Regions from separate parts of the Homo sapiens genome. Here all the other regions are linked to region 1. Evidence: chromatin loops called from intact Hi-C (ENCODE). Cell type or tissue: IMR-90. All regions are shown on one strand. Region 1 overlaps SEMA5A (semaphorin 5A). Region 2 overlaps LOC101929307 (a long non-coding RNA gene). Region 3 overlaps SEMA5A (semaphorin 5A). Region 4 has its middle 130 kb from the start of LINC02112.

Region 1 (8,000 bases):
TGTGATGTATACAGTACTTTTTCATTTCCTAAGTACCTGGGCCAACATGTTTCCAAATTAAACTTTAAACACAACTGTGGTTGATCGTGGATGTCCCACGGAAGATAAGACTGGCCTGAGGGTGAAGGAAGATGCAATGACTCTTGGGTTTCCCTGTGGCTGGAGACCTCCCTCCCTACCCTCTCTGCAGGCTCAGGAGAGAAGCAGCACTCCAGGGGAGCTGGTGCCAAGGACAGTGGCGGGGGAGGGGGGGGTGTCCCGGAAAGTGGGTGCCACTGCAGCAACATCAACCACTCCTTCTTCTCAAGGGGTTATCAGCATATGAGCTGTGGTCGAGAAGGACGTATACCTTATAATATTTTTTGTTATTTCTATATTCAAATAAAATACAAGCTTGAGGCCAGGTGCAGTAGCTCAAGCCTGTAATCCCAGGACTTTGGGAGGCAGAGGTGGACAGATCACTTGAGGTCAGGAGTTCAAGACCAGCCTGGCCAACATGGTGAAACCCTGTCTCTACTAAAAATACCAAAATTAGCCAGGCATGATGGCACACATCTGTATTCCCAGCTACTTGGGAGGCTGAGGCACGAGAATCACTTGAACCTGGCAGCCAGAGGTTGCAGTGAGCTGAGGTCTCACCATTGTACTCTAGCCTGGGTGACAGAGTGAGACTGTGTCTCAAAAAAAAAAAAAAAAAATATATATATATATATATATATATATATATATGTGTGTGTGTGTATGTGTGTGTATGTATGTATGTGTGTGTGTGTATATATATATACATATATATAAGCTTGTGCCAGATTAACATATTAATACAGTCATCAAATATCAGTATTACCACTGAGTGTTCTAAGGCACTGAATAATTTATTTTAACCCTGACAACTTCTTACAGGTATTATAACGTGGCTCCTCCTCTGAGGAGAACTGGTGGGTTATTCTCATCACAGTGAATCTATTTTAATGAAAGCTCTGCATCCTAGAGCACAGGACTCTCAGAGGCATGAAGGGTGGCTCTGAGGCCATTCAACTTCAGGGCATCTGAAGCCTCCCTGGCTCTCTCTGGGTGGGCCCTTCACACACACACCAGTGCATCCTGACCCCGGAGATGCCCTACCTGCGTGTGCGGTAGAACTGGCACCTCTTCAGGGGGATCTTGACCACGTGCTCCCGCAGGCCCACGAACAGGACACTCTGGCTGTGCAGGATCTGCAGGCTCCTGATGGGCTCCCTCCGCCTCTCAGGGAAGAGCTCAATCTCTTCCAGCAAACAGCTGCTTGAGGTCTGATTCAGGGGTACCCGCACTTTCTTAATGGTTCCGTAATCTATGAAGGTCACAGGATGAAAAGGAAACAAGGTCAGAGGGTCTCACAAACCAATCCCTGGTTAAACAGAGTGTGCTGTGTATGCAGCCATGGATCTTCAGCCAGGAAAGCCATCTGAGCATCCTTCAAAAACAGTACACCTGGACACCACTGCAGACCAGTTAGGTCAGCTGCACTGGATGTGGGGCCCAGGCAGCAGTATCTTTTAAAATGATGCTCTCATGTAGCAAGGGATGAGGACTAATCATGTCCGATTGGACCCTTCCAGTTCCAAGTCTCGGGATGGAGAGCTCAAAGTAGCAAGCTTTGTGCCATCCCATGGAAAACATCAGGAAAGAAAGACCCTCAAGGGACGATCTTGGATTCTTAGTGACAGAGATGCTGATTTTGGTGCCCAGCAGGGCAAGGAAAATGCAATGTGATTGGCAGCTTCAAATATCCAGTACGACTGTGATGCCCCCTCCTCCTTCCTGCCACGAGAAGTACACCCTCCTCCATCTCCCTCTCTCCTCTGTCTACATTAGCTCCTTCTTTCCTCCTAGTGCTTGCTCTTTGGGATGATTTTCTTGGGCTCAACTCCTCCAAACTTTCTTTCTTGTGCTTCTGAGTATTAATTTCTGGCCTGATCCAAGCCCTCCCCGCTCCAGGCTTCTTGCTCCCTGGGTGTTTCTGTGCACTTATTTATCTGCTTGACTGCTAGCACTGCTGGAGGGTGAGCGGCCCCTGAGCCATGCAGCCTTCCCAGCTTAGGGGGACACACAGTTGAAACGAACATTGCTCTCCCAGGTACCCTGTGCTGCACCCCGCAACTCCTTGCTGACACCCTGCAAATCCCAGGCATGAAATCCAGCCTTCTGGAAGCCGCTTAGAGATCCACTCAAGTACCTGGAATCATCCTGAAGGCCCTGACTGAATAAAACCTTCCATGATCCCGAGTTTCAAAACATCATGGTTCTTATTTTGCAAACACAGAAAATGAGTTTAAGGAGTTATTCTAAAACCAGAAGTAGTCAAGAATATTTGACTTCAAGGCCTCCTATCAAGCAATTCATTGCAAAAGACCTTGGATAAAATACTTTACATTTTTCTCTCTCTATGAAAGCCATAGAGATGGAGGCTATTTGTGTTTAAAAAAATACATAAGCAGACATGTTTTAGCCTGAATTTACTTTAAAAAGCATATCTGAAACATCTCCAGTGAGCATTTTCTGATTATACACTGACTGAAAAATCATGTAGACAGTATTGGCAAACAATTGCTTGCTTTCATTTTAAGCTAACTGGTTAAATATGCTACTTTTTAAAAAGGTCAATCATACACTGAAGTATGCTATATGCGGGGAAGATTTTAAAATGATCTTGAGGAAAGAGCATGTATTTGTGTTCATGTAAAAGGGTGAGGACAAAAGAGAGAACGAGAGAGGGAAGAGAAAGGGGCAGCTGTGGCGTAGAGAGGCAGACATTTTAGCAAATTCACAGTTCACAGATGTAAGCATGTAAGAAAAAATTTATGTCTTAATTCTATAATTCAAATTAATTTTGACTTGGACATCACAGTTCATAAGCTTGTTGGAAAATTCAGCCTCAATGATTCTTAGGTCTCTCTGCCTGGGGTACAGCGAAGAGTCAATAAACTTACACAGCACCAAGGAACTAACAGGGACAAGATGGGGGCTTCAGGGAAGGTGACATCAGCTCACATGTGTCAGCCACAGGCCCTGCAAGGAGGTCCCCATGAGGCACCAGCAGAGGGAGGTGTCAGCCTTCCTGTGGAGCAGTGATGGGCATAGAGCCTGTGGCTGCCTTTGCGACATCATTACACAAGAGGACATCATCTGAGACACATGTTAGGAGGGAGGCAGGGGAAGCAAGGCTCATGGGAGAACTTATGTGAGAGACCCCTGGGTGAAACAGGAGCTTTCATAGAAGTTCAGGGGTGGGTGGCCTGCCTAGAGTCAGGATCCAGCTGGAGGATCACTGTGCTGTGACCAGCGTCACACTAGTTGTTCACCAGCCTAGAGTGGCATGGGAAACAGAGTTTACAGAACTATAGCCTATCTGAGAATTTAACAAAGACTCATTGCTGTTTATTATTTATTTTGTTGAAGGATTATGATTCTGAGAAACCTGCCCAAATTAACAACAGTCCAAATGTCAATATGCTCATATGTATTTCAAATTCTTAAGTAATTGTGGAAAGAATCAAATTTTTAAAGATCTGTGATAGTTTGACTTAAAAGAGTGAGCCATCTTTGATCATAAACTTTTACTGCATATTTCTGCATACCTTGTATCTGATTTTCCAACTAGTGGGAACTAACAAAACTACAGGGCTTAGCATTTCAGAGCAAAGTGCTCAGCGTGGGCTTGCATGCTGGTCCACAATGGATGACCGTGCATCCTTCACTCCCTGGAGTGTCTAGTCATGTGACGAGTCCCCTCCACAGTTCCCCCTTCCCTCTGCATCAGGTTTAGCACACAAAGACCCTTCCTGTCTCCTTGAAGCTCTTCCTTCCCCTGCCTGTGCCCTGCCCTTGTTCTGAACTCCTGCATGCTCACATGTTTGGTCACAGCCTTCTCATCCCCTGTCCTCATGATTACCCTAGGGTCTGTCTTCAAAGCCGGGATCTGTCTTCAAAGCTGAATGTTGGCTCTGTATCTGCAACTCAACCGTTAGGGACTGGAGACACCAGAAACTTGACAGGCCTCCCTGACTCTCCATGTGGCCTACCAGCATGTCCCACCTCCTGTGACCTTGTCTAAGGGACAGCAGCACCATAATCCCAGGGCCGATGATGGGACCTCTCCTTCCCTGTCACCCACAGCTCACCTAGTTCTCGTCCACCCGCCCCTGTCATCCCTGCCACTCCTGCAGCTTCCTCTACACCTCTGTCACCCACATCTCACTGCATCTAGAGGCAGGCTCCAGGCATGCACATGGTGGCCCCATGCTCCTTCATGCCTCCATCCTTGCCTGTGCCTCTCTGTGCTCTGGCAACGGCCACCAGGAAGCACTTGCAGCCCAAGAGCCTGTGATTGTGGCATACCCTGGACATGCAGCTCCTTTGCCTGAGGTGACAAATGACAATGTTATTTTCTTTCAGTGGCAGAAAGACAGAGATGGCCCTATAGAAGAGACACCCCGAAAAACCCCATAGATTTCTATTTGACATAGGAGGACAATAGCAGGACCCTGGTGGATCTTGCAAAGCTATTTGTATTTGGTTGCTGTTTTTACTTTACAACATTTACCATGGTTTTAGTTACTAACTTACTTGTTTTGTGGTTTTTACACTTGATCTTAGGCTCCATAGGGAAAAGAACTATGTCAGTTGTGTCATATGATGTATGTGTAGTGGCTGCTATTAGGGCCAGTAGAGATTAGATGTTTCATGAATATATTCTGCTGAAAGACTGAACAAATGAGTGAGGGAAAGAAGTGTAGCCAGCCTGGAATGAGAATGTCATTATTACTCCCACATTTGCTAAAGAGCGCTGATTAATATTTTTCCCATTATAATCTCTAGCAGGAGTTATGATATTAGTCAGTGTGAAGGTGAAACAACAAACATGAATTTCACCAATATGGAAAGATTTCAACCCAAGATGTCATAAACTAAATATGAATGAAGAATTGGTTTCATCCAAGAAAATATTAACTCCGAAAATTTGCCACAAGAAATAAAGCCATACAAAACTTCTATACTTCTGAAATTTAATACTCTAACCAAAGTTATTTGCATGAAAAAAAGTGCCAGAAATATGTAAAATCTTCTTAATCATTCTTTAACATTCAGAGATCAACAAGTAAAAAAAAAAAAAAAATAGGCATTTCCTGTCCATTTCAGTTCCCCTTCCCAAGGAGAGACGACAATGTGAGGTGGAGCTGCAGAATCAGTGCTGACCAGAGGATGCTCAGAATGGACACTGCTTCAGTGCAAACTCTCATAGTATTTGCCATTTGTGAAAATGTCCCCTACTCATTATGCTATGGACACAAATCTGAGTGTCATCTATTTATAGTTTCTCTCTCAAATAGAAAACTATAGATACTCATCATGAAAGGGACAGAGCTACTTCAAGACTTTAAATATCCATTAGTGTTGATATGGTTATTATTCAAAAGACACAAATACTTGTAATTACATGAAAACATCATTAAATATTATACTTCACTACATATTTGTCTCATCTTAGCAGAAGAGAAGGGATGTTATATTCTAGGGTTACCAGATTAAATACAGGCTGCCAATTTGAATTTCAGATAAACATGAATAATATTTTAGTATTAGTATGCACTATTCAATATTATTCATGATTTATCTGAAATTCAAATTTAAGTGTGCAGCCTGTATTTATATTTGCTATATATGGCAGCCCTATTACATCACATCTCCTTTGATCATCTTGGCAAGCTAGTGAAGATATGTTGGATATATGTAGCAACATATTCCTACTTTATAGGTGACGATATTGAGTTTTAGAGAACAGAACTGATACATATTTTCTATGAACTGGTTAGACATGAAATGCCTTTTCACTTCAATGTTGATGAATGAAATAAAGGATTATAACAATGGACTCCACAGTGAACATTAATTATAAGGCTATTACTGAGGATACAGACTGAAACAGGGGAAGAGGTAGTTGTGCTTTGATTGCATTGTCCTTTTTTTCTATCCGCTCTTCTAGAAGTCATAGAACTTAGCCAACTGGAGGGCAATGAAAAGAAAGTCAGTATTCTAATGAATGCTGAAAAAAGCTCAATATCATTGATCATCAGAGAAGTGCAAATCGAAACCAAAATGAGATACCATCTCATGCCAGTCAGAATGATTATTAAAAAGTCCAGAAACAACAGATGCTGGTGAAGCTGTGAAGAAATAGGAATGCTTTTACACTGCTGGTGAAAATGTAAACAGTTCAACCATTGTGGAAGACAGTATGATGATTCTTCAAGGATCTAGAACCAGAAATACCATTTGACCCAGCAATCCCATTAATGGGTATATACTCAAAGGAAAATAAATCATTCTACTATAAAGCCACACGCACACATATGTTTATTGCAGCACTATTTATAATAGCAAAGACATGGAACCAACCCAAATGCCCATTAATGATAGACTGGATAAAGAAAATGTGGTACATATACACCATGGAATACTACGCAGCCATAAAAAGCAATAAGATCACGTCCTTTTCAGGGACATAGATGAAGCTGGAAGACATCATCCTCAGCAAGCTAACACAGGAACAGAAAACCAAACACCGCATGTTCTCACTCTTAAGTGGGAGTTGAACATTGAGAACACATGGACACAGAGAGGGGGACAACACACACCAGGGCCTGTTGGGGGAAGGGGAGTAAGGGGAAAGAACTTAGAAGACAGGTCAATAGGTGCAACAAACCACCATGGCACACATATACCTATGTAACAAATCTGCACATTCTGCATATGTATCCTGTTTTGCTATTGTTGTTGTTAAGAAGAAATAAAGAAAGAAAAGTCAGCATTCTCCTCCATTGGAAGACTTTGTCTGTCATCCATCTCAAGGACAAGCAGAGGCACATCTGTGTCAGAAGGCAATATGTTCTTCTGGCCTCAATGACCCCCTCCCTCTGTACATACAAGGTGGACTCGAGCATCCTTGGGCAAACAGTGAAGGACCTTCCTGCTCCCTTAAACCAACTGTTTAAAGAGAGTAACATGCAAAGAAAAGTTCACATAACTATAGATGAGTAGAAGTTATGTGTATAATTAAATGTTGGTGTTTCTGAGAATAAGATAAAAGGATGATTTCCTAAAGAAACAAGGACCACATAACATGCTGTCACCAGACCAACTCTCGAACAAGCAAAGGGCTTCAGTGGCATGCCTGCCAATGAGAAGAAGAGAACCCTCCTCGGCACAGATCACTACATTGTAGGTCTAAACAATTCTTAATATATATATATTTTTTGCTGGTGACCAATGCAGTCAAAGAAGACCAGGAGTAAACCTGATGTCAGGTATAAAATGCAGAGGTAAAACTGGATTACCATAATGACAGAGATGGTCCCTTCAACCTCTACAATCTGAGTCATTAGGAAAATGACCAAAAGAAAAAGCAAAGGTCATAAATGAAAATAGTTTACAAAGGTAAAGTTTGCACACTGTCACACAAAACAGTAGTAGATTCCATTGGAAACATGACTACTGGAGAAGAAATGTTTACACAATGCTTATCAAAAGACAGGAGTGTAACTTGAAAAGGACAAAAAGAAATTACCCCCAAAGAATTCCAGCCACAAGAAATGACCCATGAAACACTGAATCTTATATTCCCAGTCCCCATCCCACAGGAAAACGTGTTCATGTCCTGGAACAAATAAGTTACTAAGTACACTGTGGGAAGAATAACTGGAAAGAGAAATGTGTTTTTTAGTGGGGAATTTTTTTTTTTTAATGGGAGTTTGAATGAAATACTGTTCTTAGAGCAGAATGTGGCAGTAAGTAAAGCTACCAGGATAAATTCCTAATGCATTTCATGGGAACGCAGTGACCTGAACGCGGGAACTGGGGAAGCAGCAATAGCAATTAGGATCCCCACAAAAACCCTCAAGCACTGAGGTTTAGGAGGTAGGAACCGAAAGGGTTTATCTAGACTAGCACTGTCCAATGGTGAC
Region 2 (8,000 bases), 400 kb before region 1:
GCATATAATATGTGTGTAAGACACATTTTCTCATATCTTTTAAATCCTCTCTAGATTACTGATAATATGTAACACAATATAAATGCTATGCAAATAGTTGTTATATTTTGATGTCTAGAGAATAATGACAAGAAAATAGCCTGTACATATTGAGTACAGATGCAACCATCTATTTTTCTTTTTCCCATATTTTTGACCTGGTTTAGGGAACCCATAGGTCTAAAAGGCTGAGTGTATGTTCTGTCTAAAATAATGTTCTGCTTAATATAACCATAAAGAATGTGGGTATTCACTGTGTATTTTCCAGCTGTTCATGTTTCTTCTGTTTTGCCAGGAGTTTCTCCTGGAGCACCTACAAAGAAGTGCCAGAGTCATGGGATTCGTACACATCGGAGTGGATCATGCCATGTTGGGGCAGCTGTTTCCATAGTGATGAGTATGTGGGTAGATATAAGGAAATGTTGGTATGCAGATCCCAATATCAAACTCTAATAAATGACTAGGAAATAATATTGCTGAGAAGTCCAAACTCCAAAGTGTGAAATGAAAACATTCAATGATGCTATAGTATACCTGGTCACAATCTGCAAATAAGAAACATCAGGAAAATACACAATACAATTTGGAAATATCATCCAGTGGCATACTGTTTACTTAGGAGGAGCGTTATAGTACTATTTAGTTTATCTGTACAGAAAACATGAAGAGAAATTTGTACTAAGAAGAATTAGGAGGCATTCTTCGACAACGAAGAGGAACACACCATATGTTGAAGGAAGAAGCTGTTTCATCGAGGAGCATCATGTGTTGCTGTATTAAAGTTAGATAAAGGTCTTCACTACAGACGGTGAGAGGGAAATTAGTGGGGCAGGCTGCATAAACAGCCTCACAGCGTGGCTCCATCACAAGCTCTGTGAAAGCCAACAGGAAAGAAAGCACAATCCTATGGTGGATCTTGAGGTAAGATTCAAAAGCTCTCCGAATTTGCTAATTGTTTTTTCGTGGAAAGAAAATAATCTCAAAATGAATGAAAAGAAAGCCAATTGGGAAGAAGGGTAGTTAGGGAGAATGTTAGAATAAGAGAAATGAAAAGAAAACTTCATTTTAAAATAGAAAATTTGCATTGGTGGAAATGTTTTCAGAAGATAATAAATGCTAAAGTGCTTTTATTTGCTTCATTTTTATAATTTTTATTTTTAATTGACAAATACTCATATTTATTTATGAGGTACGATGCAATGCTTTATATAAGTTTACAATATAAAATGATTAAATCAGGCTAACTAATCTATCATCTTACATATTTATTAGTTGCAGACCAGGGGTTTCTGGATCACTGCTATGTGTGTGTGTGTATATATATATATTTTTTTTTCTTTTTTTTTTTGAGACGGAGTCTCGCTCTGTGGCCCAGGCTGGAGTGCAGTGGCGCGATCTCAGCTCACTGCAAGCTCCGCCTCACGGGTTCACGCCATTTTCCTGCCTCAGCCTCCCGAGTAGCTGGGACTACAGGCACCCGCCACCACGCCCGGCTAATTTTTTGTATTTTTAGTAGAGATGGGGTTTCACCATGTTAGCCAGTATGTTCTCCATCTCCTGACCTCATGATCCGCCCATCTTGGCCTCCCAAAGTGCTAGGATTACAGGCATGAGCCCCTGCGCCTGGCCTGCTATGTGTATATTAATGTGTGGTCTTGATCTTGAACTGAGGCTCTGAAAGGGTATGACAAATACTGACGGCCATCTGCCAACTACAGAGCTGTGAACTGTTCACTCATTAACAGTTTATAAACAACAAGATAACATCCTCCAACTTATCTTCCTGCTCTAGCAGAGGTGGGCAGTGAGGATAACTGTTCAGGTCCCCTCTTTGGAGGTCTGGTGTCATGAGCATGAGCCCTCCTGCAGGGCACTCCAGGACAGCTCTCCCTGTGCCCACGGACAGACCACCTCAGGGGCTGCCATCTAAGCTTCAGATGGTGCGGAGCTCTGAGTGTGTGTGTGAGTTTAAGTATGTGTGAGTATGTATGAGTGTGTGTATGAGTTTCTGAGTATGTGTATGTGTGAAAGAGAGAAAGAAAGCAGCAGCAACTGAGAAAGAGAGAGAGAGAGTGACTCTCTAGTCATCAGCTGTGATGGTGAAATTTATGTGTCAAGTTGACTGGATTGAAAGATGCCCAGAAAACTGGTAAACTTTATTTCTGGGTTGTGAACGTGTCTCTGGAAGAGATGGGCACTGGAATCAGTGGACTGAGTAAGGAAGATCCACTCTCACCTGTCATTCATAAGAGCAGGCATCATCCAGTCCCTGGAGGAATCCAGTAGATCAAAAAGGTGGAGAAAAGGCAAATTTACTCTCTCTTCTTCACCTGGGACACCCATCTTTTTCCCTCAGATATTGGCACTTCTGGGTTCTGGGCCTTCGGGTTTGGATTTGAACTACACCACTCACTTTCCTGAGCCCCCAGCTTGCAGGTTGCATACTATTGGGCTTCTCAGCCTCCATAATCATGTGAGCCTATTCTTCAAAGTAACTCTCTTCCTTTCTATCTGTCTATCTATCTACTTACCTACCTATCAATCTATGTATCTATCTATCTACTTACTGACCTACATATCAATCTAATGATCTATCAATCTATTAATCTATCTTTATCTATCAATCTATCATCTATCTACTTCCTACCCATCAATCTATTAATCTATGTATCTACTTATCTACCTACTTATCAATCTATTGATCTATCAATCTATTAATCTATCTCTGTCTGTCTATTGATCGATCTATCTACCTACCTATCTACATCCTATTGGTTCTGTTTCTCTGGAGAACTCTGACTGAGACATCATCAATGTCTAGTTGATTTTGTCTAATAAACAGCTTCCCTTCAGTTTTGGCTCCACTCTGTCTTCAATTTCTGGCCCAAGTTTCCCTAGGCCCCAACATAAAAGAATATTATTGACCCAATTGACCCACTGTGATAATTTGTTTAATATATTCAACAATTTGTTGAAATAATAAAAGTAATAACACTCACTGATCTACTGATTTGAACTGCTAACCTTACCAGACATGTGCCATGGCTTGTCTATCCTCCTAGATGTTGTGTAAAAGCATTTGAGAAAATAATGTATAAAAATCACACAGGAAATGTCATCAGCTATTTATTACTAAACTTTGTTCAGGTTAGATGTTTATCGTAGTTCACAATGCTGATTTGAACAAAAAGGCATCCAAGCCAATAGAATGAAATTTAATTTGTTAAAGTAAGATGCTTTATTCTTAAGTATTTATATTTAATATGCCCCATGGAATTTTGAACTTAAATTTGGTGATGGTAAAACATAAGTCACTTTAGATGTCAACATTTTCTGGAAGAAGAGTGCCAAGCATGATTGCCCATGTCACTTGGTGTTAGGTGACATTTTTGTTCCAGCAGGTGGTGCCATCAGAGCATGAAGGAAACTCCATTTTAAAAGGAACTTAGGCAGTGGGGACTCTTAGAGTCATCGGAGGCAAGAGAAAATGTCCCAGAGCTTCTGTGGGTCTGAAGGTTCATGTTTTAAATGTTCCTATTGTAGATTTTAAGAAAGTATGTAATTCAAAATTTTTTAACTTGTATTTTAAGTTAGGCATACATGCGCTGATTTGTTATATAGGTAAACTTGTGTCAGAGGGGTTTGTTGTACAGATTATTTCATTATCCAGGTTTTAAGCCTAGTACCCATTAGTCATTTTTCCTGATTCTCTCTCTTCTCCCACCTTCCACCCTCCAAAATACCCCAGTGTGTGTTGTTCCCCTCTATGTGTCCATGTGTTCTCATTATTTAGCTCCCACTTATACGTGAAAACATGCAGTTTTTGCTTTTCTGTTCCTGCATTAGTTCTCTAAGTATAATGGCCCCAGCTCCATCTATGTTCCTGCAAAGGATATGATCTCGTTCTTTTTTATGACTGCATAATACTCCATGGTATATGTACCACATTTTTTTAAATCCTGTCTATCACTGATGGGCATGTAGGTTGATTCCATGTCTTTGCTATTGTGAATAGTGCTGCAATGAACAGACACATACATGTGTCATGATTCCTTTGGGCATATGCCCAATAATGAAATTGTTGGGTGGAGCACAGACTTAGGGTCCTGAGACCCTTAAAGAGTAGGAGTCAAGTCAAAGAACTTTATTTTATGGTTGGTTGTGATAGAACTTCTTAATGTTGTAAAGTGTGGAAAAACAAACATTTTAAACAATGTTTTCCTTGTATATAGCCCAAGACAGGCTAAAAGCTTTCCTCATTTTGCATTCTGAACTGGAATGGAGGGACTGACTCTGGGAAGTCCTGTTACTTTTAATGGATTGAATGTTTGTGTCCCCCTGAAAATTCATATGTTGAACCTCAAGACAATGCCATTTGGAGGTAGAAAGCCTTTGGAAGGTGATTAAATTTAGATGAGGTGAGGGGGATGAGGCTTTTATAATATGAGTAATGCCCTTATAAGCAGAGGAAGGGACACCAGAGCTTCGTCTCTCCTCTATGTGAGGACACACCAAGAAGGTGGCCATCTGCAGGACAAGAAGTGGGCCCTCACCAGGATCAAATATGCTAGCACCTTGACCTTGGAATTCCCAGCCTCCCAGACCTTGAGAAACAAACGCCTGCTGATTAAGCTACCCATATATGATATTTTCTTACAGCATCTGCAGACAACTATGGCACTGTTACATCAACTCAACACATTCTAAATTTAATTCACAAGTTTGCAGCCATCTTAGCTCCCAGATCAACCTTCTGTTCACCAGCAATTTCCTACCCAAATGAACATATTCTCAGGTACCTACTCACCTCCTTTCTTGCCTTTCTTTTCTCTTCTTCTTCCTGTTCTGTAATTCATTGTTCCACGTTTGCCTTTTTTCCTCTCCCTTCCCTCCAGTATCTCTTCTTACTTTCTTTTTCTATATCAATTATATCATTATACACTTTGCCCTTCATTATATCCTGGAGGATAAAAAAATTTTACTCCAATTTGGTTTGAGATTCTCAAAACACACCTTTGGTGGGTAAGAAATACATAGTCCCTATTGTCCATATTAGGGTCTGAACATCAGGAAAATGTTGGCTGTTGATATGGTTTGGCTGTGTCGCTACCTAAATCTTACCTGGAATTGCAATAATCTCCATGTGTCAAGGGTGGGACTAGGTGAAGGTCACTGGATCATGGGGGCGGGTTCCCCTATGCTGTTCTCATGATAATGAGGGAGTCCCATGAGATCTTATAGTTTTATAAGCATCTGGTGTTTCCCCTGCTGGCATTCATTCTCTCTCCTGCAGTCCTGTGAAGAGGTGCCTTCACCATGATTGTAAGTTTCCTGAGGCCTCCCCAGCCATGAGAAACTGTGAGTCAATTAAACCTCTTTTCTTTATAAATTACCCAGTCTCCGGTATTTCTTCATAGCAGCGTGAGAACGGACTAATACAGTAAATTTGTACCACAGACAGTGAGGTGCTGCTATAAAGACACCTCAAAACGTGGTAGTGACTTTGGAACTGGATAATAGGCAGAGGTTGGAACAACTTGGAGGGCTCAGAAGAAGACAGAAAGATGTGGAAAAGTTTGGAACTTCCTACAGACTTGTTGAATGGCTTTGACCAAATATCTGATAGTGACATCAACAATGAAGTTCAGGCTAAGGTGGTCTCAGATGGAGATAATAACTTTTTGGGAACTGGAGTAAGGTCACTGTTGCTATGCAAAGAGACTGGCAGCATTTTGCCCCTGTCCTAGAGATCTTTGGAATTTTGAACTTGAGATGGATGACTTAGGGTACCTGGCAGAAAAATTTTCTAAGCGGCAAAGCATTCAAGAGGAAGCAGAACATACATTTTTGAAAAATCTGCAACAGCCTGACAATTCAATAGAAAGGAGAAACCCATTTTCTGGGGAGAAATTCAAGCCTGATACAAAAATTTGTGTAAGTAACAAAGAGTTAAATGTTAACCATCAAGGCATGTCTCCAGGACATGTCAGAGGTCTTCATGGAAGCCTCTCTGATATGGTTTGGCTGTGACCCCACCCAAATCTCATCATGAATTGTAGCTCCCATAATTCCCATGTGTTGTGGGTGGGACCCAGTGGGAGATAATTAAATCATGGTGGTGGTTTCCCCCATACTGTTTTCATGGTAGTGAATAAGTCTCATGAGTTCTGACGGTTTTATAAGGGGAAACCCCTTTCACTTGGCTCTCACTCTGTCTTTGCCTTCCACCATCCATGTAAGTAAGACATGACTTGCTCCTCCTTGCTTTCTGCCACGTTTGTGAGGCCTCCCCAGCCAGATGGAACTGTGAGTCTATTAAACCTCTTTTTCTGTATAAATTATCCAGTCTCAGGTTTGTCGTTATCAGGAGTGTGAGAACAGACTAATACAGTAAGTTGGTACCAGCAGTGGGATGCTGCTCTAAAGATACATGAAAAAGCGAAAGCGACTTTGGAACTGGGTAACAGGCAGATATTAGAATAGTTTTGAGGGCTCAGAAGAAGGTAGGAAAATGTGGAGAAGTTTGGAACTTCCTAGAGACTTGTCAAATGGCTTTGCCAAAATGCTGATAATGATATGGACAATGAAATCCAGGCTGAGGTGGTCTCAGATGGATATGAAGAACTTGTTGGGAACTGGAGTAAGGTGACTCTTGCTATGTTTTAACAAGAGATTGGCAGAATTTTGCCCCTGCCCTAGAGATCTGTGGAACTTTGAGCTTGAGAGAGATGATTTAGGGTATCTGGCAGAAGAAATGTCTCAGCTGCAAAGCATTCAAGAGTGCTGCTTGGGTGCTGCTAAAGGCATTCACTTTTCAAAGTGAAACAGAATAAGAGTTCACAAAATTTGCAACCTGATGTTGTGATAGAATAGGAAAACACATTTTCTGAGGAGAAATTGAAGCATGTTGCAGAAATTTGCATAAGTAACCAGGAGCCAAATATTAATTGCCAAGACAATGGGGAAAATGCCTCTAGGGCATGTCAGAGAACTTTGCAACAGCCCCTCCCATCACAGGCCCAGAGGCTTAGGAGAAAACAATGGTTTCCTGGCCAGGCCTAGGGCCCCCTTGCTGTGTGCATCCTAGGGACTTGGTGCCCTGCATCCCAGCTGCTCTAGACATGCTAAAAGGAGCCATGGTACAGTTTGGGCCATAGCTTCAGAAGATGCAAGCCACAAACCTTGACAGTTTCCACGTGGTTTTGAGCCTGTGGGTGCACAGAAGTCAGGAATTGTGGTTTGGGAACCTCCGCCTCAATTTCAGAAGGTGTATGAAACCACCTAGATATCCAGGCAGAAGTTTGCTGCAGGGGTGGGGAACTCATGGAGTACCTCTGCTAGAGAAGTGTGAAAGGAAAATGTGGGGTTGGAGACCCCACAGAGAATCCCTACTGGGGTAGTGGAGCTGTGAGAAGAGGGCCACCATCCTCCAGACCGCAGAATGGTAGATCCACCATCAGCTTGCATTGTGCACCTGGAAAAACTGCAGGCACTCAACACCAGCCCATGAAAGAAGCTGGAAGAAAGGCTGTACCCTGCAAAGCCACAGAGATGGAGCTGTCCAAGATCATGGGAGCCTATTTCTTGCATCAGCATGACCTGGACGTGAGACATGGATTCAAAAGAGATTATTTTGGAGCTTTAAGATTTTACTGCCCCACTGGATTTGGGACTTGCATGGGACTTCTGTCCCTTCATTTTGGCCAATTTCTCCCACTTGGATGGGTGTATTTACCCAATGCATATACCCCCATTGTTTCCAGGAAGTAACTAACTTACTTTTGATTTTACAGGCTCATAAACAGAAGGCTCTTGCCTTGTCTCAGATGAGACTTTGGACAATGGGCTTTTTGAGTTAATGCTGGAATGAGTTAAGAATTTGGGGGACTGTTGGCAAGACATGACTTGTTTTAAAATGTGAGGTATATGAGATTTCGGAGGGGCTAGGGGTAAAATGATAT
Region 3 (8,000 bases), 51 kb after region 1:
AATACTGGCATGTCTAATTCTAAATAAGAGTCTAAATTATTTTGGAATGGGTCCTGCACCCTGGCTAAACAAAACTAGAGTTTGGGAATTGTACTAAAAACAAACAACAACAACAAAAACAGCAACAAGCAACCCTTCCTAAAATGTGGAAAACAAAGAGAGAAGGCGTAAGGGTCCAAGTGTGTCTAGCCCGGGACTTAGGTTACCAGCACACATGCAGGAGGTCCACCAAAACTTATCAAATACACTCACTATTACCCACTTCTGCTATTAACTTGGGGACAAATGGCATGAAAACCACATAGTAAATAGCTCCAGTTTCTCAAAAGTCCTGAGCTGAAAAACGAGAAGATACAAAGGAAGAAAGATCTTTTATGGTTTCCAGCTGAAGGATGAGTTTATAATAAAAACAGCTAATATCTGTAGAATGCTAAGTCTTGTGCCAAGATCTGTGCTTGGTGCTTTATATCCCCATTGAACTCACAAGAATCACAGAGCTAGGTGCTGTGCTATTCTTCCCATTTCACAGATGAGGACACTAAAGCCCAGAGATTTAATAACTTGTCCAAATTCACATAACTAGCAGTGGGGGATGGGGATGGAAAGTCCTGAATCCATTAGACCGGGGGTCACCAACCCCCAGGACATGGACCAGTACCAGTCCATGGCCTGTTAGGAGTCAGGCCACACAGCAGGAGGTGAGCAGCAGGCAAATGAATGTTACCTCCTGAGCTCCGCCTCCCGTCAGATCAGTGGCAGCATTAAATTCTCATAGGAGCAGGAACCCTACTGTGAACTGTGCATGTGAGGGATCTAAGTTGTACACATCTTATGAGAATCTAATGCCTGATGATCTGAGGCAGAACAGTTTCATCCCTAAACCATCCCCTCTATCCTCCCTGCCACCCCCAGTTTATGGAAGACTTATCTTCCATGAAACTGGTTCTTAGTCCCAAAAAGTTTAGGGACCACTGCATTACACTATACTGAAAAAAATAAATAGTGCTTGCAAAAAGAAAACAATCAAAAGCTAGCAATATTCAACAGGATTTGATTTTCTGCTTTAGAAAAACAATGGTAAGCTCTTGGCTGGACAGTCATCTTTCCATGGAGACTGGTAAGCAGGTTTACTGAGGAACAGTCTAAGGGGGGTTTCAGAACCAACCAGAGAGACAATAAATGATGAGATGAAACTTTAAACCACAGTTATCATGGAAGTCAGGAATGACACAGAAAGAAGAAAAAGTGGAAGAAGAAACAACTTTAAGGACTTATTAAACAAGAACATTGTTGGAAAGTGTTTGACCCAACTCCAGAGGGTGTTTCAAGGAGGGCCAACCATAGCCTCAGAGAGCCAATAAATGACTTTCACGAGGTCATTCTGTACCCTGTGTCTGTTCCAGCAAACCACATCCACTTTTGCAGACAAGGAGAAGACTGAGCAATGGCAGGTAGACTGACCCACAGTTTCCTCTTTCCACAGAGAGCCTCTACCATATCTCCAAACCACCCTGAACCAATGTTATAAGATCACAACGTCCATTTTAGATAGAAATGCTCAAATACATGTTTTCCTTTTGGTTTGCAAAAACAACAAAATAATTTGTATTCAGTGTGTAGTGAGTGCTGTTCTCTAATTCACCACACAGTGCAGGTCATGTTGGTCAGGGAGTGAGACTGCATTTGGAAACACATCATGCGGCCCTACACTGATCCTTCAGGATGAGGGTGGACCCCTGACTGTGTGACCTGCCATTAACTCGGGAAACACAGTTTCTTGAAAAGTAGAGCCTCTTGAAATTCGGCTAGCATCCTGTTCCTTTTTCAAAGACAATGAAAAAGTGGGAATAATTGTAAGACAGACAGTCAAATAGCTCTTATATTTATTGATATAAATTTGGAAGTAGGGGATGTTAGAGTCTTGCCAGGCAGGATGATAAGATGAATTTTGTTTTCCTTCCATTATTTAAGTTCTGTCTTTTCTCAAAATGCAATCCACCACAAACTAGTATCTGTCACTCCTGAGTGAATTGAACAAGTCAGAAGGAAAATCAGGTATTTTCTTCTTGTCTACAATGGATAGGAGTGCATGAAAGAGAGATCTGAGGTATGTTGCTAACTAAATCACAGTAAAAACAGGCACGTCAGCTGCTGTGTAAACATATGCATGGAGAAACTGTTTTTTCTAATGTTTGTAAAACATACTGAGTTATGTATTACCGTGTTGTACAAAATATATCATGTTAATAAGAATTCTTCTTCATGATATAAGAACTTTTATTTTGCATATTTACTTACATAATAGTGACCATACAGATAGGACTACCGAGAAGTGACTCACCATATATGTAATTACAAGTGATGCGAAGAAAAACATCAAAAATTTTGAGATTTCGACCACGCAAAACCAAATACTGAGAATCCAAAAGAAGCCTCCCATTCTATATTCTTTCTATTCCAATGCCTAAAGCATCAATATGGGGGTACACCATATTCAAATGGCTCGATCTGATCATTGAGCAGATCTTTAATAGGTTCTTGATATAAAAATATTTGTACACAATGGGAATGAATATTAAAGGCACAAAGGAATCCCAACTCTACAAAAATCTTACTAGAATCAAAGTCAATTATAAATTATTTTGCAGTCAAAAGTCGCCTTGTGAGACACTTGCCAAAGTCAGGCTGGAAAATGCCTGTACACGATGCCTGTGACTCTGCCCTGGTTGGACCATTGACATCTGATATTTTCTGTTGTTGCATCTGACAATCAGACCTAGTTTGCAAAGCTGTGAAAATTAAATGGGCTGATACATAGCAGGATGCCAATAAATGGTGGCTATTATTATTTTGGCATCGTGTACAGGCATTTTCCAGCCTGACTTTGGCAAGTGTCGCACAAGGTGGCTTTTGACTGCAAAATAGTAGCCACCATTTATTTACTCTCAATGTCCCTTGGAATAATTTCTGTTGAACAGAACTTCACATAATGATAATGAATGATCAAGTGTATATATATATATATATATATATATATATATAAAGCTTAAAGGTCATTAGAATTTTAGGAGCATAAATAAGTCATACTGAGTTTTGTTTGTTTGTGTTTTGAGACAGAGTTTCTCTCTTGTTGCCCAGGCTGGAGTGCAATGGTGCGATCTCAGCTCACTGCAACCTCCGCCTCCCAGGTTCAAGAGATTCTCCTGCCTCAGCCTTCCAAGTAGCTGGGATTCCAGGTGTGCACCACCACACCCGGCTAATTTTGTATTTTTAATAGAGATGGGGTTTCTCCATGTTGGTTAGACTGGTCTTGAACTCCCAACCTCAGGTGATCCGCCCACTTCAGCCTCCCAAAGTGCTGGGATTATAGGCATGAGCCACTGCCCCTGGTCTACCATGCTGAGTTTTTAAATAGCAAGCTATTTCACAAAAATAAGATGAGTTAACGGAAACAATATTCAGATGTGACACACAGCCAGCAGTTTTCTGTTCCTAAATTGTTGGTATCAGTCAGTACAAAATGCCTTCCATAAGCATTCCCTGATTTTAGACCCTCTCTGTATTGGGTACATTGTTTCCATTGTCACAGTTTATGTAGATAAAACTGCTGTAGAAGCTTCCAGGGCAAATCTATTTTTATCTAGATATTCATTAAAATTAAAAGCGGATAACTTAAAATTAAATTAAATTAAACATAGGTTAAAAGCTACTGGTAGGCTAAAGTTCTTTTCCTGAGGTTTCTACTAAAAGACAGATGATGATAGATAGATAGATAGATAGATAGATAGATAGATAGATAGATAGATACATAGATAGATAGATAATAGATAGATTTTAATAGATGGATGCGCACATTTGTGTCTGTGTATATGTGTGTATCACATACATGAGTATAGAGATATATGTATACATGGCTCAATACTTCCACCTACTGGCTGTGTGAATTTACTCACATTATTTACCAGTATATTTTCTCTGTTTCCTGTTTTTGAATAACAACAACATCCAACATACAGTATCATTGTGAGAATCAAACGCACTTTGCTGGTAATCATCAAAATACAGACCTCTATTTATTAAAAATAACTCCAAAAATTAATATAAACACAGATGTGAGTAAATAGTATCAGTAATTAATAAGATAACTCATTGAGTATGCATTCCGTATATCAAATTAAGATCTACACTTATTCCATCAAGCCTGAAACCAAACACAGTGGCAGGGACCATGCTACAGACGAGCCTGGAGCCGGCCAGAGTACTGCTCTAGGCATTTCCTCACTGCCTCAAGGGGCTGTCCTGGGCACTGGGTGCTCCTTAGTAAACTGATAGACACAGCCCGTGCCCTCAAGAGCAGTGTGAGGAGACAAACAAGACAGATCAACAAGTGCTTACAGTGAGGACAAGGGTATGGAGGGCCAGGGCAGCTGGGAGAAACAGAGGATCAGAAAGGAGAGAATAGGGAAAGGGCAGAGGTGAGGCTGAGAAGGGGCCACCCAGACAAGGATGGGGGAAGAGAACATCCCTGCCAGAAGGAGCAGCCTGGGAGAAGACCATAAGGCTGGCAAGGAATGGAATGAAGCCACAGTCAGGATCAAAGAGATCAACAGGACGGGAGGTGGAAAGCCAGGCAAAGCCAGGAGCCCATAACAAGGAGTATGGATTTCAACTGCCATTGGAGAGACACCAAAGAGTTTTAAAGAAAAACTTATCACTCCGTTTCCTGGGTGTGTGGTGTGGGATGGGGTAGGAAGTTGGAGCCAAGTGCATCCTTGGTAACTATTTTCACAGCAATCAGGGCCTTGCATCCTCAGGTGTGTCACTCATTGAGCCCCTTGACAGAAAAAAGTTATTGCTAAGACCCTTGCAGTAGGAGTGGAAAGACAGTTCTAGCACATTTGATTCCTTCCTTCTTCCTGGGGAATATGACCCATTGAAAATACACTACTTTCATGAATTTGCTGATTCAAGTAGGAACCACTTTTACCAAGGGGAAATGGGCTGGCTTCCCCTAAATGAGAAGCACCACTTCTTCACACCGCCCTACAAGTCCAAAACTCACACCTACAATTCTCCATATCTTTAGGTCAATAGGAGTTTTATTAACTGGATATGTGTCTAAATGTTCTAGTTCAAAGTGACAGACTTTAGTGTCTACTCTGCTCTTATTCCATTCCAAGCACATAGCCCTCTCTTATAAAATTCTGCCAAATCACACACTCCTATTAGTTATATATCATTTCATGAATATTTCTGAAAATTGTCAAAACACAAAATTTCTATTCGCCATGTTCATTTTTCTCTGATGATATTTTAAATTTACAGGTTCACTTCTTTGAAGAATTAATCATTTAATCTGCCAGATCAAATTAATACAAGGTTTTTATTGGAATGTTAATTTAAATTTTAAAATCTGGTAAATATTTTAACTCCTAAAAAATATGTTAAAAGACTGAAAGAAAACCATGTAAGATTTTACTGAAAGAAGACATTGAGCTCCAACATTATTCAGTTGTTATCATACTTCTTCCCAATAAGCTACTGTAGAATAAGGAAACGTGCATGATGGCTCTGGCTTTGTCTCCTGAGTTGATCTGAGCTGGGGCAAAAAGAAGACCAAGACACAGGGAGCCGACTTCCCAATATGTGGCAGTGAGTGAACAAATGTCAGAGGCCCTTGACTGGGATAAATAAAAAGTTCAATAGAATAATATAGAGACAAATTTATAGAAACACATAAATCTGGGCATTTTAGAAACAAGATGACAACATGATTTATGCTCTAAACTGGGATGCTTTTAAGAAGGAAAGGAGGTAACATTAGTCATCAGGCAAGGACATCAAGAGGGATTCAAGACTGTCACTAGGAAACTGCTAGAATCTCTAGACAATGAACATTGAGCCATTTCCCAATTGTTTTAGCAGTTCTAGTACACGTCTGCATGATATCTTCACTACAGTGAGGCATCCCTTCTTGTAGTGGATTTATTCTTTATGAGGTTTCCTTGACTCATGTATATACAGTTCATGCAAGTATCCCCATAATGTGGTAGCAGGAGAAAGAAAGATTTACTCATCCCTTTTCTTTTGGAATGCACAAATTAAAATCTAAAGGTAGTAAAAGACCTTTGGCAAGTATATTGGCAAGTGTAGAAGCTTCCTCACATGACTGGAGAGGACCTGTGGCTCCCCAGCTTTTAAGCCCTCTGTGCTCGATGTACAGGATGGAGCAATACAGTGTTTTCAGAGCACCGTAAGAACTGACTCATGTCACTTAACCACACTTTTGTACCCATAAAGGTCTGCATTAAATTACCACACAGGCTTTTCTACTTTGGGTTTAACAGCCCCAGTTTATTGCACCATGTATGCAAGGCTACAACAGTCAAGAAAATGCTCTCAACCTTTTCCAGAGTCCACATACCCCTCTTCATGGCAGCTCATGCATGAAAATGTGGGCATCGGGAGAGAGAGATGGAGGCCATTTGTAACGCTGGTATTTCCTAAAGTGCCAACTAAACAAAGGGAAGGTCAGCAGCTTGTAAAGGAGGAAGGGTGCAAGCTCTGGAGTGGATCTGTTTTCAAGCGCTAGCTCAGGTATGCATCAGGTATGGCCTGTGTCAGGGGGCAAGTCCCTCTGAGCCCCATAGTGCTCATCTGTAGAAGAAGGATAATGCAATCTCCCTTAAGAGGTTGTAAGAAGGATGGCAGATGACATGGATTTGGAGTCTTCCATCTACCTAGCATATTGTAAATAGCTACTGCGACTCTTCCTTGCGGGTGGTGTAATAACTACAAGTAACAGATACTCCAATAAGTACATGGACAGGCAGGCGATATGCATGGAGGCCATTGATTTAAAATGATTCCTGACCCTCAAAGATAATAAGATTAGATTTACAGCACGATATCTGAACTGCAGCCATCCCACAAGGCATAGGCAACTGGCAATGGCTGCTGACAGGCTTGATCAGGCCTGAATATTAGAAAAGGGCATCTCATTGTGCTGTGTCACATGTCACACAACTTTGCTCAACACACTTTCCATCCATGTCATCTCATCTTCACCCTAGCAAGTTTAAACTTGAATAAGATATCAGCCTTGGACTTGTAATGCTGAAAAGAACTTATTGTTCACAAGGTCATTCTTTTTAAGCATCTCCCCAGGTGCTTATTTGGAAAAAAAAAATAGGCTGCTGACTATGCAGTCTTGATTCTATTCTGGCTTTACAGAGCTTCTTTTTCTTGACAAATACTTGCATTTTGGTACCCACATATACTTCATTCCCAATCCTCATTTGTCTTTGTTTTGCTTGTTCTCTGACCTCTGCTTCCATTTCTGAATTTCCAGCTGTAGCGAATCTTGTCAGTCGAGAGAGCACCTCTTGCAGACCAGTCACACCTCCAGGTACTGTGCTGTGCATACCCTTCCAAACAGGCTCTCACTGTCCCCAGGTTGGAGCCCAACAAAGTCACGCCACCCTAGCTGTGCTCAGGCTGTTCAGAGTCAGCACCTGGTCCCAAGGAGAAGCACTGAGCTCCCCAAAGCACCTCTCTTCAGGACAAGCAGAAAGAATTTCTCCTTGACTTAAGCACGGAGGAGATTTTCATCCTCCAAGTAAATTATCATTAATCATTAGAAGGTTCATAGTTGCATTTTAAAGACCTCAAGGGTCTACTTAATGCTTGAGTAACATCATCAATGTATTTCAAACAAACAGAATTTAACATTGTTACCAGAAGAGTTTTCTCAACTAGAATTATAATAGCTCATAAAAAATGATACAGTTGAAAAGACAATGCTTGTGGATTTCAAGTGAGTTCACCTCCATATGAAATCCTGGCCAAAATCTCAGAGACTGCAGGACACTGTGGAGTTCCCTGGGAGAACTCAGTGGGATAAGTACACATTTCCACCAGAGAAGGAAAGCCAGCTGGTCTCTGAGTGTTAATAAGGCTACGTGGATTAGATGTTCATGCTGAGTTATTAAGCCTCATTT
Region 4 (8,000 bases), 870 kb after region 1:
TTCAGTATGATACTAACTGTCGGGTTGTTGTATATGGCCTTTGGTTATGTTGAGGTATGTTCCTTCTATACCCAGGTTTCTGAGTGTTTTTTACATGAAGAGATGTTGAATTTTACCAAATGCTTTTTCAGCATTAATTAAAATGATCATTTGTTTTTTGTCCTACATTCTATTGATATAATGTATCATGTTGATTTATTTCCATATGTTGAACCATCCTTGCATCCCAGGAACAAATCCTACTTGGTCATGATGAATGATCTTTTTAATGTGTTGTTGAATTTGGTTTGCTAGCATTTTGTTGAGGATTTCTGCATCAAAATTTATTAGAGATATTGACCTGTACTTTTCTTTTCTTGATTTGTCTTGTTTGAGCATCAGGGTAATACTGGCCTTGTAGAATTAGTTTGAAAGTATTCCCTCCGCCTCTATTTTTTGGAATACTTTGAGCAGGATTGGTATTAGTTCTTTAAATGTTTGGTAGAATTAAGCAGGGAAGCCCTGGGGTCCTGGGCTTTTCTTTACTGGGAGACATTTTATTCTGACTGCAGTCTCATGACTTGTTATTGAACTGTTCAGGTTTTGGATTTCTTCCTGGTTCAATCTTGGTAGATTGTATATATCTAGGAATTTGTCCATTTCTTCTAGATTTTCAAATTTATTGGCATATAGCTGCTCATAGTAGCCACTAATGATCCTTTGAATTTCTCTGGTATCAGTCATAATGTCTCCTTTTTCATCTCTGATTTATTTCAATCTTTTTTCTTAGTCCAGCTAAAAGTTTGTCAATTTTAACTTTTCAAAAATCCAACTTTTTGTTTCACTGATGTTTTGTATTGTTTCCTTCATTTTAAATTAATTTTATTTCTGCTCTGATCTTTATTATTTCTTCTACTAATTTTGGGTTTCGTTTCCTCTTGCTTTTCTAGTTCTTCCAGATGCATCCTTAGGTTATCTATCTGAAGTTTTTCTTCTTTTTTGATGTAGGCACTTATACTATGAACTTTCCTGTTAGTACCACTTTTGCCATATCCACATGTTCTGTTAGTCGTTGGATGAAATGTTCTGTAAATATTAATTAGATCCATTTGATCTATAATGCAGAGTAAGTCTGATGTTTCCTTATTGATTTTCTGTCTGGAAGATTTGTCAAATGCTGAAACTGGGGTGTTACAGTCTCCAGCTGTTATTGCATTGGGGGTCATCTCTTTCTTTATCTCTAATAATATTTTCTTTAAATATCTGGGTTCTCCCATGTTAGGTGCATATATGTTTAAAATTGTTATATCCTCTTGTTGAGTTGACCGCTTTATCATCCTATAGTGACCCTCTTTGTCTCTTCTTATGGTTTTTTGTCTTGAAACTTATTTTTTCTGATACAAGTATAGGTACTCCTGCTTTTTGATTTCCATTGACATTGAATATCTTTCTATCCCTTTATTTTTAGTCTGTCTTTATACATGAAGTGCATTTCTTGTAGACAACAAATCAAATGGGCTTGTTTTATCCATTTGGCCTTTGTATGTCTTTTTGGTTGGAGAGATTAGTTCATTTACATTCAGTGTTATTATTGATAAGTAAGGAGTTACTCTTGTTATTTTGTTATTTGTTTTCTGGTTGTTTTGTGGTCTTCTCTTCCTTTTTTTTCCTCCATCTTCCTTTTAGTGAAGGTGATTTTCTCTGATGGTATGATTTAGTTTCTTGCTTTTTATTTTTTGTGTATCCATTGTATTTTTTTTTTTTTTTTTTGGTTTGTGATTACCATGAGGCTTGCAAATTCTATCTAAAAACCCATTGTTTTAAGCTGATAACAACACTGTTGGCATAAACAAAAAGAAAACCAATAAAAGCTCTACACCTTAATTTTCTTCCCCTGCTTTTTAATTTTCTGTTGTTTCTATTTATATCTTATTGTACTGTCTGTCTTGAAAAGTTGTAGTTATTTTTGGTTGGTTCATCATTTAGTCTTTCTACTTGGGATAAGAGTAGTTTACACAACACAGTTACAGTGTTATAATATTCTGTGTCTTTCTGTGTATTTACTATTAGCAGTGAGTTGTGTGCCTTCATTCGGTGATTACTTACTGCTCATTAACATCCTTTTCTTGCCGACTGAAGTACTCCCTTTAGCACTTCTTGTAGGACAGATGAAACCCCTCAGCTTTTGCATGGAAAAGTATTTCTTTCTCCTTCATGTTTGAAGGATATTTTCACTGGACATACTATTCTAGGGTAAAAGGTTTTTTCCTTCTTCAGCACTTTAAATACTTCATGTCACTCTCTCCTGGCCTGTAAAAAGTCAGATGCTGGAAGTACTGGACCTCCACTGTATGCTATTTCTTTCTTTTTTTAATGCTGCTTTTAGGATCGTTTCTTTATCCTTGACCTTTGAGAATTTGATTATTAAATGCCTTGAGGTAGTCTTCTTTGGGTTAAGTCTGCTTAGTGTTCTATGACACCAAACCTTAGGTATCTAGGTTTGGGAAGTTCTCTGTTATTATTATTTTTTAATACACTTTCTACCCCTATCTCTTTCTCTACTCCTTCTTTAGGACCAATAACTCTTAGATTTGCCCTTTTGAAGCTATTTTCTAGATCCTGTAGGTGTGCTTTATATTTTTTTCCTTTTGTCTCTTCTGTGTATTTTCAAATAGTTCACTATTTGCAAATAATAGAATTAGTCTTTAAGCTCACTGATTCTTTCTTCTGCTTAGTCAATTCTGCTATTAAAGGACTCTGATATATTCTTCAACATGTCAACTGCATTTTTCAGCTCCAGAATTTCTGCTTGATTCTTTTTAATTATTTCAATCTCTTTGGTAAATGTATCTGATAATTTCTAAATTTCTTCTGTTATCTTGAATTTGAGTTTCCTCAAAACAGCTATTTTGAATTCTCTGTCTGAAAGGTCACATATCTTTGTTTCTCCAGGATTGTTCCCTGGTGATTTATTTAGTTTATTTGGTGAGGTCATGTTTTTCTGGGTTGCCTTGATACTTGATGTTCATCTGTGTCTGGGCATTAAAGAGTTAGGTATTAATTGTAATCGTCACAGTCTGGGCTTGTTTTCACCTGTCATTCTTGGTAAGACTTTTCAGATAGTCTAAAGGACTTGGGTGTTATGATCTAAGCTATATCTGCTTTAGGGGGTACCTCAAGCCCAGTAACACTGTGGTTCTTGCAGACCCATTGAGGTACCACCTTGATGGTCTTGAACAAGATCCGGTAGAATCTGCCTGGATTACCAGGCAAAGACTTGTTCTTTTCTCTTAGTTTCTCCCAAACAAACAGAGGCTTTCTCTCTGTTCTGAGCCACGTGAAGCTTGGCATAGAGTGACACTAGCACCCCTGTGGCCACCACCATTAGGACTGCACTGAGTTTTGCCCAAGACCTGTAACCACTCCCTGGCTACTGCCTAGGTTCTGCCAAGGCCCTGGGGCTCTGCAATCAGCAGGTGCCAAAGTCACCCAGGCCTGTGTCCTTCTTTTCAGGATGGCAAGTTCCCCTCAAGCTCCAGACAGGTCCAGAGGGGCTATCCAGGAGCCAGGGACCAGAGTCAAAAACCTTAGAAATCTATCAAGCGTTCTATTGTGCTGCAGCTGAGCTGGCACTCAAACCACAAGATGCAGTCCTTCCTACTCTTTCCTCCTCTTTCCAAAAGCAGAGGAGCCTTGCCCCACTGTGGTGGCCATTGCCACCCCTGGCAACAAGGAGTACTGCCAGACTACTGCCAATGTTCCCATAAGGCCCCAAGGCTCTTTAGTCAGCCCGTGGTGAATGCTGCCTAGCCTGGGACTCACCTTTCAGGGCACTGGGCTTCCCTCTGACCCAGAGCAGGTCCAGAAATGCCATCCAATAGTCAAGTCCTAGAATCAGGGAGTCCAAGAGCCTGCTTGCTGCTCTAAGCACCTGTGGCTGAGCTGGTACCTAAGGTGCAAGACAAAGTCCCCTTTACTTTTCCCTCTGCTTTTCTCAAGCAGAAGGAGTCTTGCCCTATAGCTCCCCCAACTGGTAATGTACTGAGTCTCACCTGAAGCCAGCAAGTCCAAGGCTCACCCAAGGCCCTCAACATAGTACCTGGGTATGGCTGTTGGTTATCCAGGGCCCAAAGGCTCTTCAGTTAGCAGGTGATGAATACTGCAAGGACTGAGTTCTTCTCTTCAAGGCAGTGGGTTCCCTCCTGGCCCAGAGTGTGTCTAGAAATGTTGTCCAGTAGCTAGGGCCTGGAAAAGGGGCCTCATGACTCTGCCTGGTACCCTATTCTGCTCTAGCTGAGCTGGTATCCAAGATGCAAGACAAAGTCCTCCCCACTCTTCCCTCTCCTCCCCTCAAGCAAAATGAAGGGGTCTCTTTTCGAGTGGGTGAGCTGTGCAGCCAGCAGTTAGGGGAGGGGTGATGCCAGCACTTCCTTAGCCACCCCAGCTGTTGTCTCAGTAGCTTATGTGTCCCCCCAGGCCACTGGCTCTGGGCCCAGGACTCACCTAGAAGTTGCAGTCCCTGTGGCCTACACTGCCTTTCAAGCTTATCTGGGGCCCCAGAGTATTTTAGCTCATGGTGGTGTGGCTTGCAAGAACCCAAGTTCTGACTGCTGGGATCAGTGATTCCTCTGTGGCTAGGGCTGGTTTAAATGTTCCATCAGTGGGCAGATGTCAGCTGAGTTTGTTCCGGTTTTCCTCTTTGCTGTAACAGGACAGCACTAAGTCCAATGCCTCACAATTGCTGCACCCTCCCTCCCCCAGTGCACAGAAATGCTTTCCACACCTCACCTCACTGCTAGATGGTGGGGGATGGGGGATGTCAGCAATTCAAGACTGTTTTTTCTGTCTCTTCAGTGCCTCTTTCAGCAATATGAAGTTAAAACAAGGTACTGTGAGTGCTTACCTGATTTTTGGTTCTTATGAGGTTTTTTTTTTTGTGCGTAGATAGTTGTTAAATTGTTGTCCTTGTGGGAGGGAATGATCCATGGAGTCTTCTATTCTGCTATATTATTCCACCCCTCTCCCCACTAAGTATTCTGAATATCAGGTGTATCCTATCATTCACAGGGAAAGAGAACCATGGAGGCCCACGTGCTTTTATGTCTAAATAGGTACACGTTATTCATGAATCAGGCAAACTCCTAAATAATCTTTTCTTATACTACTTTGGCAAATATAGCTTCAAATGACTCAGAAGGCCAAACTTCAAGTTTAAGGATTCTTTAAGCTCTCAAAATTGCTCATGTGCCAGCCTATGTATGACCACTCCCGCCTCTCATCCAAGCTTCAATCACTGCTTCTATCTATAAACAGCCAAACTTGAGCCACCCTCAGGGCTGGGGGACACATGCACCAGAGGTACAGGTACCCTCTACAGGACAAATCTGAGAAAGACATCTATACAGGGCTTGGAAGAAAATCTGTGTGGACAGGGAATACCAGGGCCTTGGATACCTAGAATGAGATCAAGAAAGTCAGGTAGGGGGTAAAGGTGAGAACCGCCTTTTTGTTCACAGACTGCTCACCTGGTGCAGAGGAGCATGGTTGGAATGGGGTTACAACAGGGGCTCTCTAAGTATAGGATGAACATCATCCCTGAAATCTTGGTTACCCTTTGAGTCTGTATTCTGAAGGGTCAACTTAAATTAAATTTTGCTTCATCTACATATTACTATACAGTTATAAATTCCAAATTATAGTTGGCTTTGTGTATACAGGCATCTAAATTTTCTAGACTCAAATTTATACCCCCAACTGTGCTCCCAATTACCCCCTCCAACTCCTACCCAGCCATCCTCCAATTCTTTCCAAATATTCCCAGCCAGCAATCTTCAATGCCACTCCTAACATGCTCGACAGCACTGTCTCCCTCAAACCCCTCAGTAAACATTTCAGATGAGCTGTTCATTTACTCTCTTTTCAGTGATGAGATCATGGCACATTTTCCAGGAACAAATGGGTTAATTTATATTGCTGTACTACTACCTAAAATGAAAATATTAGAAACCTATCTATTATAAATATGAAGGTCACGACAAAAAAGAGAGAGAGGGATGTCATCATAGCAAATGGAGCTCATGAGTATTCTAAATATAGCCTTAGTCAGGACTTGTACTAAGAGTCTAGGGACCTTTTAGAAAATCATTTTTCTCGTGTTGCTGCCCTTTGTATCTGACAAATATTGATTTCAGTTATGTTTTGAATAACAATGAAAACAGTGCCTTAGATAGAACTTTAGTCATAAACTATTTAACACCTTAGAAAGTTGAAAGAACTCTGGACTTACAGTTCTGAGGCTGGGTAGTATCTTTTTAGCAGCTGGATGTACCTCAGGCAAGCTCCTCAATCTCTCTTTCCTACATTGTAAAGAGTCATAGAATTTTGGAGTGGAAGACACCTTTCAGATAATCGAGTCTAATAAGCCAATTTTACACTTGAGAAAACTGAGGCTTGAAGTTATTACATAACAGTCTAACGTCACATAGGTCATTGGAGAAAGGTTGCAAGTTTCCACTAAAAATGGTTTGGATGCAGTCACTGATGGGGCTCTTTTAGTCTAAAAGTCATTGCTTTTTAATATCAGATCATTTCAGTAACATTTCTCAATTAGCACAAGCATAGTTCTCACTAAATACACTCTTTCTGTTAAAAAAATTGTTCTGTAAAAAAATCAGTTTTTTTTCATTAATTAGGAAATCAAGAGAATAATAGAAAGAACTAAGAGATAAACCAAGGAGGGAGCCTGAAGAATTGAGTTCTGGGTCCTGTTCTAGAACATTCCATCATGGACTTTGGATAGGTATTGTCAACTGACCTCAGTAATTTGTCATTGTACTTGAATGGGACCAGCAATGACAAAAGTCCTTGAGAGGCTGAGACGAAGACAATAAAAATCTTCCCTTGGAAAGAATCCTAGCATTTTTGTCAGAAGGAACAAAATAGAATGAGGTGGGTGTATATTTTGATGAAAAATAATCTGATCAATCATACACAGAAGGACCATAAACATGTGACACTATCTTAGTACACATTTCCAGGACACACACACCAAAGGAGAATGCCCGTAACCGGTGTGCTGACATTTTAAAGTAGGAAAACAGCTTTAATTAACACTCTTTGCTAAGCCCTTCTAAAAAGCCAACCTTTCCAAAATAAATCTTTAGTAATACACTGTTAATAGTTTTTAGAATTTCTGAGTGTTAAAATTTCAAAAGTGTTTATAAGGAGAGGTATGGCCATCAGGTACTATCTGGAGAATATATTTAATTAAGAATGGCTAATAATATTAAGGCCATGACTGAGCTGTCTGTAACACCAGGTATCAGGGTGAAAACTGATCCTTGTTATGTTAGCATGAAATGTAGGTAATAGAGCAAGAAATGTCTATAATCGGGACTGTTAGCCACAGAGCCCAAAATGGTCATGGTTAACTGGCCTGTCTCGAGCGCGGTCTTTCTGCCGGAAGCACTCAGCATCCTGCCTTTAGCCTGGCCCTGGCTGACACACTCCTCCTCATCCCCGTGGGCCCACTGAAAGCCTGCCCTTGCTGGGCAACCTGCCAGGACTGCATCCTTCTATTGACTCCTTCTCACACTGGCCTGTAGTGGCCCGTTTGCTTGTGTGCATTTCCCATTTGACTGAGGTAGGCCCTCCTACGGCAAGGGCTGTGTCTTGTTTACCATTTTATCCCCAGGGTGCAGCAGAGGACTCCATATAGCAAGAGGTCAAGAAACATTTGTTGGATGAGTACATGGTATGATGACCATCCTGGTTGTAAGAATGAGGATGCATTCCCCTCTTTTTTCCTATGAAAGGAATAGACCCTCACTTTAGCTAGTTTATTCAAGAGTTTTTATAAGGAGAAGGTTCCACAGGATTCTTCAGAAATGACAGCTTGTAACTAGAAAATGACCAAGAACTGGGAGAGCTTTGTCTTCCTCTCTTCTTTATCCCCCTTTCTCCCCTTGCATGCTCCATTCTCCTGCTCCTCACCACAGAGCAGCTTTCTTATTCTTGTCATC

Evidence for each region. A loop is a pair of places that touch in the nucleus more often than their neighbours do. Peaks named below come from ENCODE experiments on the same cell type or tissue, not always from the same donor. Only the 100,000 strongest peaks of a DNase experiment are listed, where the experiment ranks them.
Region 2: it touches region 1 in a loop (3-fold over the local background); 3 of 110 quality-filtered maps call a loop at or near these places.
Region 3: a loop joins it to region 1, with 5 times the contacts of the local background. A loop is called at or near these places in 11 of 110 quality-filtered maps.
Region 4: it touches region 1 in a loop (4-fold over the local background); 3 of 110 quality-filtered maps call a loop at or near these places.

Annotation. Positions count from the first base shown.
Region 1 is chr5:9,153,366-9,161,365 of GRCh38, forward strand. It overlaps SEMA5A (semaphorin 5A), which reads right to left. Exons shown (of 23, transcript NM_003966.3): 12 at 1,123-1,330. Among named protein-coding and RNA genes, the nearest start is that of MIR4636, 100 kb to the left of the region's middle. RefSeq lists an enhancer at 2,965-3,034. In IMR-90, a CTCF peak has its summit at 3,086 (motif pointing right); a DNase peak (open chromatin) is centred at 3,106; H3K27ac peaks cover 371 bases.
Region 2 is chr5:8,753,252-8,761,251 of GRCh38, forward strand. LOC101929307 (a long non-coding RNA gene) reads right to left here. Exons shown (of 3, transcript XR_007058687.1): 3 at 3,153-4,999. Among named protein-coding and RNA genes, the nearest start is that of LINC02199, 82 kb to the right of the region's middle. In IMR-90, a CTCF peak has its summit at 3,448 (motif pointing right); a DNase peak (open chromatin) is centred at 3,440.
Region 3 is chr5:9,204,093-9,212,092 of GRCh38, forward strand. All of the region lies in intron 8 of SEMA5A (semaphorin 5A), which reads right to left. Among named protein-coding and RNA genes, the nearest start is that of MIR4636, 150 kb to the left of the region's middle. In IMR-90, a CTCF peak has its summit at 3,928 (motif pointing left); a DNase peak (open chromatin) is centred at 3,919.
Region 4 is chr5:10,026,670-10,034,669 of GRCh38, forward strand. No RefSeq gene overlaps it. Among named protein-coding and RNA genes, the nearest start is that of LINC02112, 130 kb to the left of the region's middle. In IMR-90, a CTCF peak has its summit at 4,017 (motif pointing left); a DNase peak (open chromatin) is centred at 4,022.